Linked DNA regions of Mus musculus: region 2 is linked to region 1. Evidence: chromatin loops called from intact Hi-C (ENCODE). Cell type or tissue: left cerebral cortex. All regions are shown on one strand.

Region 1 (8,000 bases):
TGTCTGTGGAAGTGTAGCACTGGAGAAGGCAGGGTGGGGGCAGGGAAACCATTGCCAGGAACCAACACTGAGCACCACAGATTTAGTAAAGACTAGACTAGTGGAGTAACGTGAGAGACAGCTTACTAGTGTCCTTCTTTCATGTGAAGTGGGGACGCTCATGTGGGACAAGATGGAACATTCTATAAAACTGGAAACAACTGACTACAATGGGACACACCTCTTAGCCTTGCTCTCAGGAGGCAGAGGCAGGCAGATCTCTGTGAGTTCAAGGATACCCAAGTCTGCACAGAAAGCTCTAAGCTAACCAGGGCTATATAGTAAGACCTTGTTTAAAAATAACAACAACAAAACAAATAAACAAATAAAAAACAAAACCAAAATACCTGAGAATAGTTTGCAGGTGATAAGAATAGCCACAAGAAAGGAAACCAGGAAGACTGAAGGCCCCTTTCTGCCACTTCTGGGCTTTTCTATACAGACCCAGAACATTCTACAAATCCCTCTTGCCATTCTTTCAATTTGCCATAAATTCTCTAGATTAGTAAGCACAATTGTAGAGTGAAAGGCTGTGAATGAAGAGTGTGCACAAGCCAAGGAGCTGGGGATGCGCATGACTGAGTCTGAGTAAGATCCTCGGGCACACTGTGGTCACTCATGTTCACTCGTTCAGTGAGATCCTGTCTTATAACGTGGACAGCAAAAGAGGAAGACACCCAATGCCAACCTCTAGCCTATGCCCACCACACAGGCACACATGTTGCATGCATACATATACCATATACAAAGAAAGAGAAAAGGAAGGAAGGAGGAAGGAGAAAAAGGAAGAAAGAAAAGGAAGGAGTTTTCAGATACAAGGGCCTACCAGCGACATAAAGAGGGGCTGTGTTCAGATAGCTCTGATAGTTTTGTGCTTATAGAAATAATAATGATCCCACATTTATATGAAGGTTTGTTTTGAGATTTTAGTTTGGCTCAGCTGAGGTTAGGAAATGAATATTAATGAAGGGAACACTTATTTCATAGCCTGTGCTGGGCATCCTGGCCCGGAGGGAGGATGTCTGAGAAAGATGGATAGATCTTAGTGGAAGCAAGGGAAGATAGACTGTACTACAGACTTGGTGTCTTAAAACAGTGCAAATAGGCTGGGCATGGTGGCACATGGCTTTAATCCCAGCACCCAGGAGGAAGAGCCAGGTGGAGCTCTGTGAGTTCAAGGCCAGCCTGATCTACAAATAGAGTTCCAGACAGCCAGGGCTCTTTTACACAGAGAAATCCTATCTCAAAAAATAAACAAAAACAAACCAACAAAGAAAACCAGTACAAATAGAAACTGGAGAGATGGTTCCACAGAAGTGTTTCCTGCTGCTACAGAACAGTTCAGTTCCCAGCATACCTGCTAAGCAACTCACACCCACCTGCAACTCCAGCTCCCAGGGTCAGAAACCCGCTTCTTCAGACATTCATTCATTCATCCATCCATTCATTCATTCATTCATTCTCTCTCTCTCCCTCTCTCTCTCTCTCTCTCTCTCTCTCTCACACACACACACACACACACGTATGTAATGTTTTATTTTTTAAATACAAGATAGTATATTGCAATTCTGTGGCTCAGAAGTCTACAGGGGACTAAAATAAAAATTCCAGTAGAACTGTGGTTTTTGTTGGAGGCCTGATGGGAAGATAGGGTTTTTTTTTTTTTTCAAACTTGTAGACATTATTCACGGAAGAATTCGTAAAGGTTCTTGGTGCTCTCTCACCATCCTCAAGGCCGACAGCTCCCTGTGCCTCCCTTGGATGTCTCACTCCTTGCCTGCTACTCTCCTGACTGCCTCCCCCACTCCTAAGGATTCTTGTAAAAGGTGTACCTAGAAAAGGCAGAAGTCTTTTTATTTTGAGGTCAATGGTTAGCAACCATATTTCCCTTTTTGCAGGTAGCCGAGCATATACACAGGTTCTAGCATTGAGATGTCGGCCTGCCACAAAAACAGAAAATTAAGATGGAAAATTATTAAAGAGCTGTTTTCTCTTCTATAATTTTATGCTACCATTTGAAGAGGCTTCTCTTGTATGTTATGTATTTAAATTGGTCATATGAGTGAAATATAAAGTAGTTGGAATGTATAAGAATTTATAGATGTAGGTGACTTTGGGAAAAGCCCTGATCCCCGACTTCCTCCTCTATAACAGGATAAGGTTGAGGCTGATGGCTTTTTCAGTGTTCCTAGTCTGACCTCTGATCTAACTATACTTTTGTAGTTATATTCTTTTCTATTATCAATTTATTTATTTATCTTATATCCCGATGAAAGCGTTCCCTCCTCCCAATCCCTCCCTCTCTCCTCCCCTCCCCGTAACCCACCTTACTTCCCTTTCTCTTCAGAAGAGGGGAGGGCTCCCATGGATATCCACCCACCTTGACATGTCATGTCAGTAAGACTAGATGTATCTTCTCCTATTGAGGCTAGACATGGCAGCCCAGTTCAGGGGAAAGGGATCCAAAGGCAGCTCCTGTCCTGCTGCTGTTAAGGTCACATGTAAAGACCAAGCTGCATAACTGTTACACATGTGCAGAGAACCTAGGGCCCTCCTATGTATGCTCTCTGGTTGACCGTTCAGTCTTTGTGAGCCACTAGGGGCCCAGGTTAATTGATTCTGTAGGTTTTCTTGTGGTGTCCATGGCCCCTCTAGCTCCTTCAATCCTTCCTCCCTACTCTTCCACAGGAGTCCCTAAGATGCCCCTAATGTTTGGCTGCGAGTCTCTCCATCTGTTTCCATCAGTTGCTGGGTGAAGCCTCTCAGATAAGAATTATGCTAGGTTTCTGTCTGCAAGTACAGCAGAGTATCATTAACAGTGTCAGAGGCGGGCTCCTGCTCCTGGCATGGGTCTCAAGCTGGGCCAGTCATTGGTTGGCCATTCCCTCAATTTCTGCTCCATCTTTATCCCTGCACATCTTGTAGGCAGGACATATTTTGGGTCAAAGGGTTTGTGGCCGAGTTGTCCCAATCCCTCCATTGGTAGTCTTGCCTGGTTACAGGAGATTGCTGGTTCAGGTTCCGTATCCCCCATTGTTAGGAGTCTTAGCTAGGGTCTCCCTCCTTTATTCCTTGGAGTGTAGTTATATTTTAAAGTATGATTTCTCAGTAACACAGACACAGTGCTCAATACCCCAAAGCCACAGTTGTGGTTCTTGCTGATGCTTGCCTGGTTGTTCTCACCATAGTATTTAATCTATGCTACCAGCATTGTAAGAGCTTTCACCTATCATCAACAAATGTACCTTGTGGATGTGCACTGCATAAAAATAAACTTGACTTTAAAACAAAACAAAAGCCAAACGTGATTCCCTAGGGCTGGGGGAAGGCTCAGTCATTAAGCACACTTGCTGCTCTTCCAGAGGACTCAAACTCACGTCCTAGCAACCACATCGGGCAGCTTACAACTGCCTGCAACTCCAGCTCCAAGGAATCCGATGCTCTCTCCTGGCCTCTCTGGGCACTTGCACATATATAGCATACATACACACATGCATGTACACACACTCACATACCCACTCACACATGTACATGTCAATAAAAATCTAAAAATGCCTGCCTACTTTTGCTTTATTGGCGGTCTATACATTGCATGTCATGGGATGCCCATGTTGCTTATCACAGAATGTGTCCTGTCCCTTGGAAGTGCACATACCTCATAACGTTAAAATAACTTATCTTTCATATTATCTTTCATACTATGAAAATTTCAAAGTGTTTTCATATCTGTTATTTCACATGATTCTCTATAACAATTTTCTGAGAGTGCTAACAGAAAATGGGTTTTTGAATAGGGCTAAGTAGCCAGTTCTTATAGCTTTGTGTATGTGTTTACATCCTTGATCAGCGGTAAAGAGGTACCAGTAATTTGTTGGATGGCTGGCCTCAAGCACATGAATGAAGCACAGACTTTCTCCTGTGCTGCACATTGCGACTACAAAGTGATCAAAGGCCTTTTACATTTTAAATTGGACATCATCTGAATGAGAAATCTCACGATTCCTTTTATCTTTACTTTAGAAAGAAGACGTAGGCACAAATGGTCTCAGGAGTGGTTTTACATCACACTCTATTCCTCAAGCATTTTCCTTATCTATTTATCGCTTCAATATATGTTATTTGTTAATATGTCTTCTAGGACATTTACCTGAATAGAATAAATGTAGACATACAAAACCCTAAGAGTTACAATGTCACAGCCAGGCCTAAGAACAACATTGAAAGCCTACCTACTTCCGTTCACTTGCACATGTGGAGTGGCTCCCTAAATTATTAATTACTTCAGAAATTAATAGTCATTTTCTAAAAGGACCCAAACCATTCCTTGGTCCTCTGTCTCTTTAATTGTTAAGTTCATGTACATAACACAGAGAGACTTTCAGATGAATTATTAACTCATTTGCTTTTCTGATGTTGTCTGGTGTTTAAACACTGACATCAAAGCAAAGACGCAATTATCAGAGTTTATTTGGTCCGAAGCCCCCTTGCATGAATTGCTATAGTTTTCCTTATGCTGAAAAGCAATATGTCTCATCTCCTGCATGTGTCTGTAAAACCCCTTTCTCGGCAGCAGTTTCACCACAGACTTGTGTTTGGGCTCAGTAACCACAAGGAGGCATGGAAGCATCTCTCAAAACATGAGAAGTGGTTTTAGTTTTTAAGAGAATTCTACCTTCAGTTCCTCGCAGCACCTCTTCCTGCTTGTGAGGGTGCGTGGCTCAGGGTCAGACTCACTTGTGATGATGTGAGCAGGAGCTGCTGCTCTTTCATGAGGATTTCTGGACAGTGGGGACATGTGTGTTTTCCCTCTGTTCCATCTCCAGTAAAAACAAAGGAACCATGAGACTTTCTTAGTACTAGCAAAGTAAATGCCTTGACCGACAGCTTCTTGAATCTGTGAGTTCCTTGAATAGATGTTTCTGACAGCAAAGGGTTTAACTGAGCCCCGTGTAGCATGGTTCTGTGATCCAGCTTCAAAGCACCACATGATTTTAAAGCCAAAGCAATTCCTTCAGCCCGAGCCTAATGTTCTTAGATGTCGTGACCACTCACATTAAATGTCAGATATTTTCTCCACGAATTTGTAATTTTGGTTATCAAGAGCTTTGTTGGTATTGAAAAAAACAAGAGCCTCTATTGCAGAGCTTGCTACATAGCTTGTCTTCCACCCTGGCTGTGTGCAAAGTACAGACTGAAATCTTAGGAGTTTATTGTTTCTGTAAGATGCTGCAGAGGGAATACATTTTGACCTAAAAAAAATGCAGACTGTGCCATTCTGAAATTCCCATCTGCCACTCTTCTACATCAGTATGCTGTCTCTGTTTTGACACTTTGTTTGCCTTTTAGGGTACTCCCAGTATGTGAGAAAACACATTTTTGATTTGGACGTAGAACAGAACATGCAGTTGGGGAGGCTGTGCGACATCATAGGTACAGTAAATAGTTTTACATCAATGACTGTCACAACCTTAAAGCAGATATTGGTAAAGTATTCATTATTTCTTATTTCCACCCTCTACAAGGAAAGAACTTAACACTCTAATTATTTTCTGATTATTTTAAGTAACATATTTACAGTGAAATCAACTTGAATTTTAAAATGTTCAAACAATCACTCAAATAGTTTTCTAAATTCTTTTTTGAATAACAGTTTCTCTCCAATAGACTCAAATAATTTGTGTTATTGAGTTCTTGCAGTGAATGGAGTCAAAATTCTCTTATATGTGTCAAAAATGTCTATTGTGTCTTCTGGGCAGAGTAAAAGTGGTGCCCAAGCGAAGAGCGTTGTCTCCACTGTGAGAGTGGGAGGGAGCAAAGGTGACTGTGAGAAAGCCTGTGCCTGTAGAAGGGATTCCTAGAGATGCGAGCCTGGGATAGATGGAGATGTCTCTGCAGAGTCCAGTGCTGGAGGAGCTCTTTAGTCAGCTCCCAGCTCAGACCTGAGTCCAGGAGAGAGAAATACACAGATGCCAAGGCTTAAAAAAAAAAAAAAGATTATAAGCATATGCAATAAATCAAGTCAGTTTGTGAGGAACTGGCTCAAAATTAAAGGTTAAATAAAAATTAGATTTTTAGAAGTTTAGAAGAACTTCTTTGTTAAAATATAATCGCTTTGTCCCTTATTTAAGCGATACCTTAAGGAAGAATTTTATATTATCAACGGCAAACTTAGCTGGCTCCCTGGAATGGCATACTTTACATGATTCATAGATATTTCAATATCATTATTATTTTATAAATGCCATTTGGTAACAAAAATACATCAGTACTAGAAATTTACAGTGTCCTAAAATAATAATAGTCTAATTGCTTTAATATGTTATCTAGGCACCGATGCTGTGTTTCTGCATTACACAACAGCAAGCCCTTTAGTGATGTGAGATTGATTTGTTAGCGCTGAGCTATTCCAACTAAAAGCCTGGCTGGCTAGAACCACTGAGGTGCAGCAGAGGGCAGACTTTGCTCTGATTTATTTGAATTAATTTTTTCCTCCGCTTTTTATATACCCTTCTATATATAGTACAAACCACCACAAAGGAGTATTTTTATAGAAGTTCCTTATTATAGAAGAAAAAAGTATTAAGCTACAGTTTTTGAGTAATCCCGTAGTTCTGTCTGTCCCTTCAAAGATAGACAGTTCTGAGAGATTGTGCCATTTTCTGGTACATTATCACTCTGACACAGCAGTATGACCACACAGTCTCTTCAAGAGCAGGGCAGTGCAGAGGGGACCACCGACGGTAACAGTGCTTTCTTGTGAAATAAAAATAGGAAAAGGAAATGAAAAATGATTTGGGGAAAAACCCCACTTCTTTTATTCTGTTAATTACTAGTAAAGGGCAGTGGTCTTCCTGCTTATTCAGGAGGGAAGCAGAGACTATCTGATCACACTGCTAAACCTTGCCACTGGATGTTGTCTGTGACATCAGGATTGTCTGGTAGAGGCCCTTTAGCTAGTACCTTTCAATTTCTGGATGAGTAACAGAGGAACTGATTTTGACTGCCAACCAAAGAAACGTTCATCTTCATAACTGATCCTTTCTATAGTTAATAGTGAATTGAATTTGTAGATTCCTAGTGAAATCACACTTACCCTGTATATTACAGTTAGTGATGTATATTGCTTTGGCATAAATGAACAAGAGAAGTGCAATTCTCATTTGGTTTCTTATTATTTGAAGCCTAGAGATTTCTTTCCAAGCAAAATTCTTCTTCTGTTACTATAGCTATTTTTGCTGTTTATATCCTATTATTTTATGTTTTTCTTTAAAAACAAAACACAAAAATCAAAGCAATAATAAGAACACACATTTGCCTTTTAGGCCCACTAGTTTGGTAAAACACTTACTTTCTTCTCCAAAACACAAGGCTAGCAATAAATCACATGATCAGTCAGCGATTGGATACAAGTTATTTAATTACTGTCTGTCCAGCTACTTTATCTTGATGTTTATACGGCAATCTGGTTTCAAAATAAAATGGTAGCCCCTTAAATATTCACACATATGGAGCACCTCCACAGCAGCCTTTCCCGGGCAGGTTAAGAGACGCTTTGTCTTCACAGGGAGAGGCTCTTCCTGCGTGCCGTCTATCTCACCAAGTGAGCAAAACATCCAACCATCTAAATCTCTGTGTTCTTCTAAATCCCCAGCTACCCATGAGGGCTTATTGAGTAATTCCTGTGTAGTCTACATTGTCCTGTGGCTTGGGGAACATGCAGAATATAAACCTTGAATTTCAGGGGCCTGGTGAGGGCTGATGGGAACTCAGTTGGGAGAGTGCTTGCCTAGCATGCATAAAGCCTTGGCTTTGACCTCCAGCACTGCAGAAGCCTAGCCTGGGAGTATAACCCATAATATCAGCACTTAGGGAGTGGAGGCAGGAGGGTCAGGAGTTCTAACCCAGATTCCACTGCATAGTGAGTTAAAGGGCAGCCTGGACTACATGAAACCCTGTCTCAG
Region 2 (8,000 bases), 370 kb after region 1:
AGGGGCGGAAAGAGACGGAGAGAAAAGGGGTGATAGAGAAAGGGGAAGAAAAACAATAGAAGAAAAAGAAAACTAAGTGTAAACTCCAAATCTCAGGGTTTGGCTACTTAAAAATAATCCCAACCCATCCCCTTTCACTCACACACGCACAATCTCCAGTACACCTCATCGGAGATTTAAACCTTTCCAAAAACCTACGCCTGCCTGACATCTCTTTTACACCATTTCATTTATCCAGAAACGTGCTTAGCCTTAGGCTGGTGGCCTTAAGGGGGTGGCCGGGCCTGATCCGGGCACAGGGTGAGGGCTAGTGGCTGCGCTCTAGGGTATCCCAAAAGGCTGCGGCCCCAATCAAGAATCACCCCTGCATTTGCATTTGGGATCCTGTTGTTAGCTGGGAAAGAGCGGAGGTGAGGGGTGGGCAACAGAAATCTAAGCCGGCCTGTGCAGCCGGGTGCGGGACAGTGTCCTACAACACCAATGCCCGGAAGGTTGTCACTTGGGTTACGATCTCTGCTGGAGTGGCGCGGACAAACCCGGCGGCCACGCGCTCTCCCGGTGCCCCAGTATCTGCGCACGCAATGTAGGTCGCTTGTCCCTGGTGGGCTCAGCTGCTTGTCTTGATCTTTTCCTGGGGGCCAGGGGCTGGGGCGGGGACGTGTAGCCCGGAACGGAGCAGACCTTGTGCAGGGGAGGGGGTACCCGGCCCAAAGCCTCAGGGCGCGCGCCTGGGCGCACAGCCGGGAACCAGAGGCGGCCACGACGTTTTTAATTAGGGCTTGGGCGCCCCAACCGAGGCCGCTCTGCAGTATCCGGGTCACGGTTTCTTTGCCTCTCCTTGAAACTCGGTCTGCCTTTTAGAGCCGGATAAGGAAGACAATCACTCGACGACAGCCGACGACTTGGAAACCAGAAAATCCTTTTCAGACCAAAGGAGTGTCTCCCAGCCAAGCCCTGCAAATACAGATCGAGGTGAGCCCCGGCAGTCCTGGCTCTCACCGGTAGCCTTGAGCTGAGGATCCAGCGCATCCGGGTCACCACAGGCTTGGAGGAAGGTTTTAATCACGAACAAACGATGCCACTGAGCAGATAGTTAACGTTGTGGGGGAGGGGCAGGCCGGGTTTCCGGACTTGTTTCCTCTCTGTTGGCATTGAGGGTCTTCTGAGTACAGGAGGTGGGTACTAAAAGGAAAGGGGAGAACCACCTCATTCACCTAGAATAGATCGAAGGGCGCCTCCTGCCAGGGTTCAGCCTCCTGAACTCACTTGCCTTCTCCCAAAATTACTGTCTTGGAAGGTGGGGAGGTGGGAAAGCCACGCGTCTGGCGTAAGTCCTTCCTTTGGCGGGATTCCCAGGAGCTCCCCTCCCCCTCCCCTCTGAAGGCTTTCCCGAGGACAGAATCCCCCTCTTACCTGCCCTTGTGTCGTAGGTGAGGATGGGCTCACTTTGGATGTCACAGGAACTCAACTGGTGGAGAAAGATATCGAGAACCTGGCCAGAGGTGAGGTTAAATGCGAGAAATGGAGCCATGAGGTACTTGAGATAGAGGGACTCTTAAGAGGAGAGGGGCTGTAGTCTCTAGTGACTCACTTCACCCAGAGGGGGTAAAAATCACCCTTTGGACACCTGGCACAGGGGTGCAGGTGAGAGCACCCAGTAAGTTTATTGGAAGTTTGGGTTCCCAAGACCTGAGTCTGTCTTGAAGGACCCGGTGAGAAAGAATTGGTCTTGATTCTGGGACTTGTAACCAGTGGGCAATGTGGGTCTCTCAAAACCCAGGGAAAATGGAGCTTTTCCTGAAGAACAAGATGGCAGACAGGCACTTATTGCAGAATGCATGAAAGGCTACCTTTCTCTCTGGGACTGAACTGTTCACATAATAATGTAGTAAGGTTGGAGCTCACTTGCAGACTAGGACACCCTCTCCTGTTGCTGCTTAGTCTTTGGGAGATTGAGGGGGGGTAGCTTAAGGGGACAGGGGTTTTGAACCCCTCTCTGGCTCAGCATCTTACATTCCTGTGTTGCCAAGGAGCCTTTTCATGGAAGGACCTAGATACTACTGAGCTCCTGCTGGGGCAGCTTGTCCTTGCACTCCCCCCAGAACAGGTTTCTGGCGGCATTGAACTGAGCCCCCACCCCCCACCCCCGCACCAGGGTGGCAAGGGGGGGGGTAGGAGCAGTGATCTTCCACTCTTCCTAGCCTCAGATTGATGTCACAACTTCAAGACCATTGTGCTTGAGAGCCTCAGTACTTCTTGAAATTGTAGACAAACTTTCTGTGTGTGTCTCTTTACTTCCTTCCTTCCTTCCTCCCTCCCTCCCTCCCTCTTTCTTTCTTTCTTTCTTTCTTTCTTTCTTTCTTTCTTTCTTTCTTTTTTTTCTGGCAAGGCTGTTCATGGTTTTATCAGATTCTCCCTGAATTGCCTTTAGAGCAGAGATTAGAAGTCTCCCTTGAAATAGGGAATGGTGGTTGTGGGGCCATCCTCTAAGGTTGAGCAGTTACTAGAAACTTAAAAACAAATGTTGGGGCCCCAGTTATTCCCGGGAGCCAGGGGTTCAGACATGTAAAATAGTTTGCACCTTCTTGAATGTGAACACCCTGGCACCTCTCCCAAGCCCCCATCGTCCATCCAAAGCTTGGAGCTCAAATGAGAAAGAAAAGCCAGAGCTTGGGACGCCTCGACTCAGGTGTCAGGACTGTTGGCCAGGACAGACCCTTGGCCCCAGTGGGTACCCTGGATTGCATCAGTCTCATACTTTACCTCTCTCCCAACCCTTCACAGAAGAATTGCAGAAATTGCTTCTGGAGCAAATGGAGCTTCGGAAGAAGCTGGAGCGGGAATTCCAGAGTCTCAAAGGTACTTCCTTCCCCGCCCCTCAACAGCTTCCCAAACCTGCCCCAGGAACTGGGTGCGGGCAGCAGCCACCGCTTGCCCCAGGGGAGAGAAGAACTCCAGGGCCCAGCGTTTCCAGCTAGGTGAAGGACTGGATGGGGGTGGGAGCAGGGGTGAGGATGGGAGGGAGCGGGAAGTGGAGCCGGGAGAGGAGGCTGTGCTTAACAGCTCTCACTTAATCAATTTGCACAGATAATTTTCAGGATCAAATGAAGAGGGAATTGGCTTATCGGGAAGAAATGGTGCAACAGCTGCAAATTGTCAGAGGTAAGACGCGAGTCAGGTGAGCGCGCGCACGGCCGTAACTGCCTCTGTCTGGCAGGAGCCGCAATGTTGGCTCAGTCATTTGGATTTAAATTGAAGGTAATTTAACAATTATTTTTTTTATTTAATATCCTTTGTATAGTCTGATTAGCCTCAGAATGGCAAGCGAGCCCAGCAAACGGCTTGCAGGCATCATTACGTGGAGTGATTGAACTTCTTAGCGCTGCAATTTCCACGGTTTCTAAATTAAAAATCGAGGCGTAAAATTACCTGGGAAGTAATGCCTAAGTTTGCTTTAATTTTGGTTAGATCCGTCTGCCTTTAAGCGCCATCCCAGGCCATTTCCTCCCCCAGCTTCCCAGCCTGCAGTTTGAAGTGTAGGTGTCCCCTCCTTAGTTTCTGGGGTGGTTTCTGTAGGGGAGAGGTTGTGCCCAGGCTGTGACCTCAGCCATCTGCCTAGAGGGTGGTCTCACAGAACTTCCATGTCTTCCAGATACCTTGTGTAACGAACTGGACCAGGAGAGGAAGGCCCGCTATGCCATCCAGCAGAAATTAAAAGGTGTGAACCCAGAAACAAAGATAAGAGACAGACAGACAGACAGACAGACAGACAGACTGAGAGAGAGTCAAGGCTGGTTGTACTATTGGGTGGGTGGGTGAATGGATGGTGAATGGTGGGTGGGTGTGTAGGTGGGTGTAGTTATGGAGATGTTTGAAAGAAAGGCGGCCTGGGTCCACGTGGATCAGAAGGGAACTGGGGTGAAATTTTATAACTTTGATGTAGGACGAAAAAGCCCATTGAGCTCTGAGCATCCGAAAATTTGCTTTCTGGCCTAACCCTAGACTGGGACAATTAGACCTCTTTGTGCCTCGGTTTCCCCGTCTGTAAAATGGGGCTAATGGACCTAAGAAATAGTTCTGACTGGCCAGAGCCTCACTCTTGCCCCTCTACCTCCCTTCTGCTCCATTGAGAATTCCTGTGCCCAAGGGCTGGATGGGTCCAGCGAGGGGGAGGGGAGACTGGTGGAGCTGGGTGGGGGGCAGGGAGGCAGGCGAGGCGGCCAACGAGGTTGGTGTGACTCTCTCTCCAGAAGCTCACGACGCCCTGCACCACTTCTCCTGCAAGATGCTGACACCCCGGCACTGCACCGGCAACTGCTCCTTCAAGCCTCCGCTGCTGCCCTAGCGCCGGCTTGGCCGCGCCCACGCGCCCTCAAGCCATGCTGCTCCTTTCTGTAAATACCCGCTGCAGTGGCGGCCCAGAGCGAGGAACAAGCCATTAGGACCTGACCGTTGTAAATACAGCCGCCCGCCCGCCGGTCCCCAGCCGGGCTCCGTTGGGTTTCCCATTGTAAATACTGCCTCGCCCCTCCTTTGAACTCCAGGGCATCAGACCTCAAGGGGTAAACTGGACCCACCGGGGAAAGAAAGGGAAGAGGGGAGACCTCTTCTACGACCCCTCCCACTCGGGCCCGAGTAGGGCCTGGGACCCCGAATGTGAATATAACGTAGCATCTTCGCTGGCTATGGCCGTGCACTCCCCGTCCTGTCCACTTCTGAAACTCTTGTTCCTAACGACAACGTGGCTATGTGCAATGGAGACAAACTGGACTGTGAGTCTCTTGGTTCAGTATTAGGTTCACTTTATTTATACTGTAAGTTATTTTACTTCCCCTGGGACCCTTTCCAGTCCTCGTTTTACATTCATTCCTCTTTGGATTTGCTTTGTGATTTTGTTGTTGTTGATGTTGTTGTTGTTGTGTAATGTAACAGCACTTTAAAAGGGCGACAACTGACTCACGAGATGGCGACCATCTTGAGCCTATTTGGGGAGACCTGTATCCGTGACTTTTGTTTTTAATAAAAAGAAAAAAAAATCTGTTACTCCTTGGGGCTGCGGAGTTGAGAGTGCATCCAGTAGGTGGAGGAGGAAGAGGGTGGGAAGGTGGAAGACGCTGCCACTCAAAGATGGGGCTTCCGGATGCAAGTGAGGACCAGTGGTCAAGGTTAGAGCGGTGGTGCTCTCTCAGGAGACCTCATAGCGCTCCAGGACCACTCTACAGATCCACCTAAAACTCACTCAATCTCCTCCCCCGCATCAGGGCTGCATCTCCCCCCCCCCCCCGGCTTTACCCGGGGAGGGGGATTACTGCCTTGTCCCCTGGACAGTGGTCCCTTCCTTCCTGCGATTTGCTTGTACAGCCGGAAAGTTAATTTTTACCCCTTACATTTCCTATGTGTGAAGTCACCTGCAGGGATTTGGGGTGCACTCAGCAAGAGAAGCCTCTCCAAGCTGTTAGGAATCCAGAATTCGATCATAATTGCTCTGCTTGCTGAAGCGGGCATCATAGACCAGGAACACTGGCCTGGTAGAAGTGAGGAGTGAAGGGCTAGAAAGGAGCTTGGCGAAACTGATCTAGAAAAGATGCTGAGAGTTTGCCGTCCCGCCCAGACAGATGCCCTGTGGTGCATCCTCAAGAAGCCTGTCTCTACCCCGAAGGAGGAAGCTCTGTCCTCATTATAATAATCTCCCCCTCCTAGTCCCAGGGCATTTTTGGAGCTGGAGAAACCAAACCCCATGAGGAATGTGAGGTCTGCTGGCTGCAGATGCAAGGGCCAGGACTCTCCCCGGGCTGTGGCCCGGAAATGCAAATCCTCACCTAGAGGCCACCAGCCTCAGTTTCTGCAAGGAAACTGCAGGAAACCCATTCTTTCCTGAGTAGTGTGGAGGACGGAACTGAAAAAGCTCTTTCTCTTACGAATTTTTCAGCCCAGACTGGCTTTCATGTCCTCCTCTGGCTAGCAAAGGTCCTGCGATGTGCCCTTTATTTTTTCCAGGTCCTCACTTCCCAATCTCCATTAAATGTCGTTCGACTGTCTCTGCCCTGAGGCTCAGGGAAACACTCCAAGAAGAAAGCCCATCTGCAGGCCGCTGCCTGGACCATCGCCTCCAAGAACAGGCTCTCAGCCTAGCACCGCAGGCTCTCCCCAAGCACTCTCTAGGGGACCTTGGAAGCGAAGTCGAAGTCGGGTCCTGCAGTTCTCTGGAGTTTCAGGCGGGGAGTTTCACTGGAGGCCTTTTGTGATGCAGGCAAGCTGGGACACAGTCTGGGTGATGGCGAAGAGAAGCAGATGCTGAGCCCCTTGCACGGGTGAAACCCAAGACTACTCAGTCCCTGGGCTGTGGCTGAGACCCTTCAAGCCTCGGATACTGAGAGAACAAGACTGGTGTGGAAGTAAGGGTGGTGGGGTCAACCAGGCAAACTGTAGGGCTCCCTCTTGCTATTCTCTTTCTGGGATCCCCAAGGCCTTGGAATCATTTATGTAGGGGTGAGGTAAAAAGGGCATGGTTACTCTGCTCACTTCTGGGCTGCACCCACCGCGAAAGTGAGACCCACTTAGGAAGTGACTTGTGTTCCCAGGGCACCCCTGCAGGAGAGGACACTTGCAGATTGCATTCGAGTATTCTGTGGTCTCAATGCATCTAAATGCACAACCCTTTTCTGTAAAATGGGCAGGACAGTTGCCACCTAAGCCCGAAGGTCCGTGGCTACACACCAACTAAGGAGTCTGGAGAATATTGAATTCTCGCGTTTTCCCTCCAAACTCCCCCAAAGTGGAAAAAAGTATACAGGGACCTTGGGCTAGCCAGAAGGAGAGCCTCAGATGGTAGGGAGCCTCTCAGGGTTGGAGGTGTTGGTGGATTCGACCTAGAAAGTTCCATCGCGCAAAAAAATAAAACAAACTACAAAACACAGAAACCCTCCTGGGCTCTGCATCACTTAGAAATGGCTTGTTCCCCCCCAAAATGTTAATAACCAAACGATTGGTATGGATGTAATTATCAATAATTATACGAATTATTGCTGATTGCGGGGCTCGTAGCTACTTTAATTAGCTTACCAGATTCTAATTAAGTTAAATGAAACATTAATAGAGAAAATATGCTTTAAAAAAAAACCCAGGATTTTTAATGTCTATTTCTCGCCACAATGTTGCCACCTTGCGACGAACTTTAGGCATTACAGCCATCGCAAGCGGCTCAGACACCTTCGCTCTAGCAGAGAAAAGTGTGCTTGCGGGATTAAGGGGGATTGTGGACACCGGATTTCTCCGGGTGTTTGCTTTGGCAACTCTGTTTCCCTGCGTTCCCTACAAGACTCTGCCTCTGGAATACAGGTCCGGAGCTGGGGAGCTATGTAAACATGCCCGTCCACGTCCTTTCTCTAGAGGAACTCCATCCCTTTTGGGAGCTGCGTGGGACAGATTGTCGCTCTCCACCACTGCGACAAACCTTTCCTAAGAGACTAAGTAGAGAGATGTTTTATGCCCTTGAGACACCAGTAAATTGCTTCTCACCTCTGTCTCCTCTGCCAATGGGTTCCTCACGTCCCTGGCACAGCTAACTTCTGAGTTCTACAGGGCTTCAGGTTCCTGAGTCTAGGAGGACACTTACTTTCTTGTTATCTTTGGCTGTATGAGTCGGCCTCCCAGGGGACCACAAGTACCTCCACAACTAAGGTCATATCTTATTTTTCCTCCAACGGTACACGGTGCCCACGTGGAATATCCACGTGAAAGGATAGTTCATCTAGGTGCTGGAAACGTCTGAGGGAAGGGATCCCCAGGTGCTTCCGGACAACAGCCACTGAGATGCAATTACGCTCATTTACATAAGGTTAATTAAGCTCGAGAGCTCGCTGCTCTCAAAGAAGATCCTTCATCAATAGAATTAGTGTTGGGGCAGGGTGTCGAGTAATTTATCATCAACTTAGGAAAGAAAACCCTTCCTCCTGTCCCAACTGTGTCTCAAGAACACTACCTCCACATTTTGCAAGCCC

What was found. Peaks named below come from ENCODE experiments on the same cell type or tissue, not always from the same donor. Only the 100,000 strongest peaks of a DNase experiment are listed, where the experiment ranks them.
Region 2: a loop joins it to region 1, with 10 times the contacts of the local background. A loop is called at or near these places in 4 of 42 quality-filtered maps.

The regions. Positions count from the first base shown.
Region 1 is chr9:63,509,706-63,517,705 of GRCm38, reverse strand. Iqch (IQ motif containing H) reads left to right here. Exons shown (of 22, transcript NM_001311098.1): 12 at 5,386-5,469. The region is part of intron 3 of Gm16759 (a long non-coding RNA gene); the gene reads right to left. Among named protein-coding and RNA genes, the nearest start is that of Gm39358, 52 kb to the left of the region's middle. In left cerebral cortex, CTCF peaks have their summits at 4,612 (motif pointing right) and 6,472 (motif pointing right); no DNase peak of the experiment used is centred here.
Region 2 is chr9:63,135,216-63,143,215 of GRCm38, reverse strand. It overlaps Skor1 (SKI family transcriptional corepressor 1), which reads left to right. Exons shown (of 9, transcript NM_172446.3): 4 at 862-972; 5 at 1,431-1,502; 6 at 2,785-2,859; 7 at 3,088-3,162; 8 at 3,653-3,718; 9 at 4,251-5,052. The coding sequence ends at 4,345. Among named protein-coding and RNA genes, the nearest start is that of Gm25064, 5.9 kb to the right of the region's middle. In left cerebral cortex, a CTCF peak has its summit at 7,172; DNase peaks (open chromatin) are centred at 4,510, 4,674 and 7,178; H3K4me3 peaks cover 579 bases.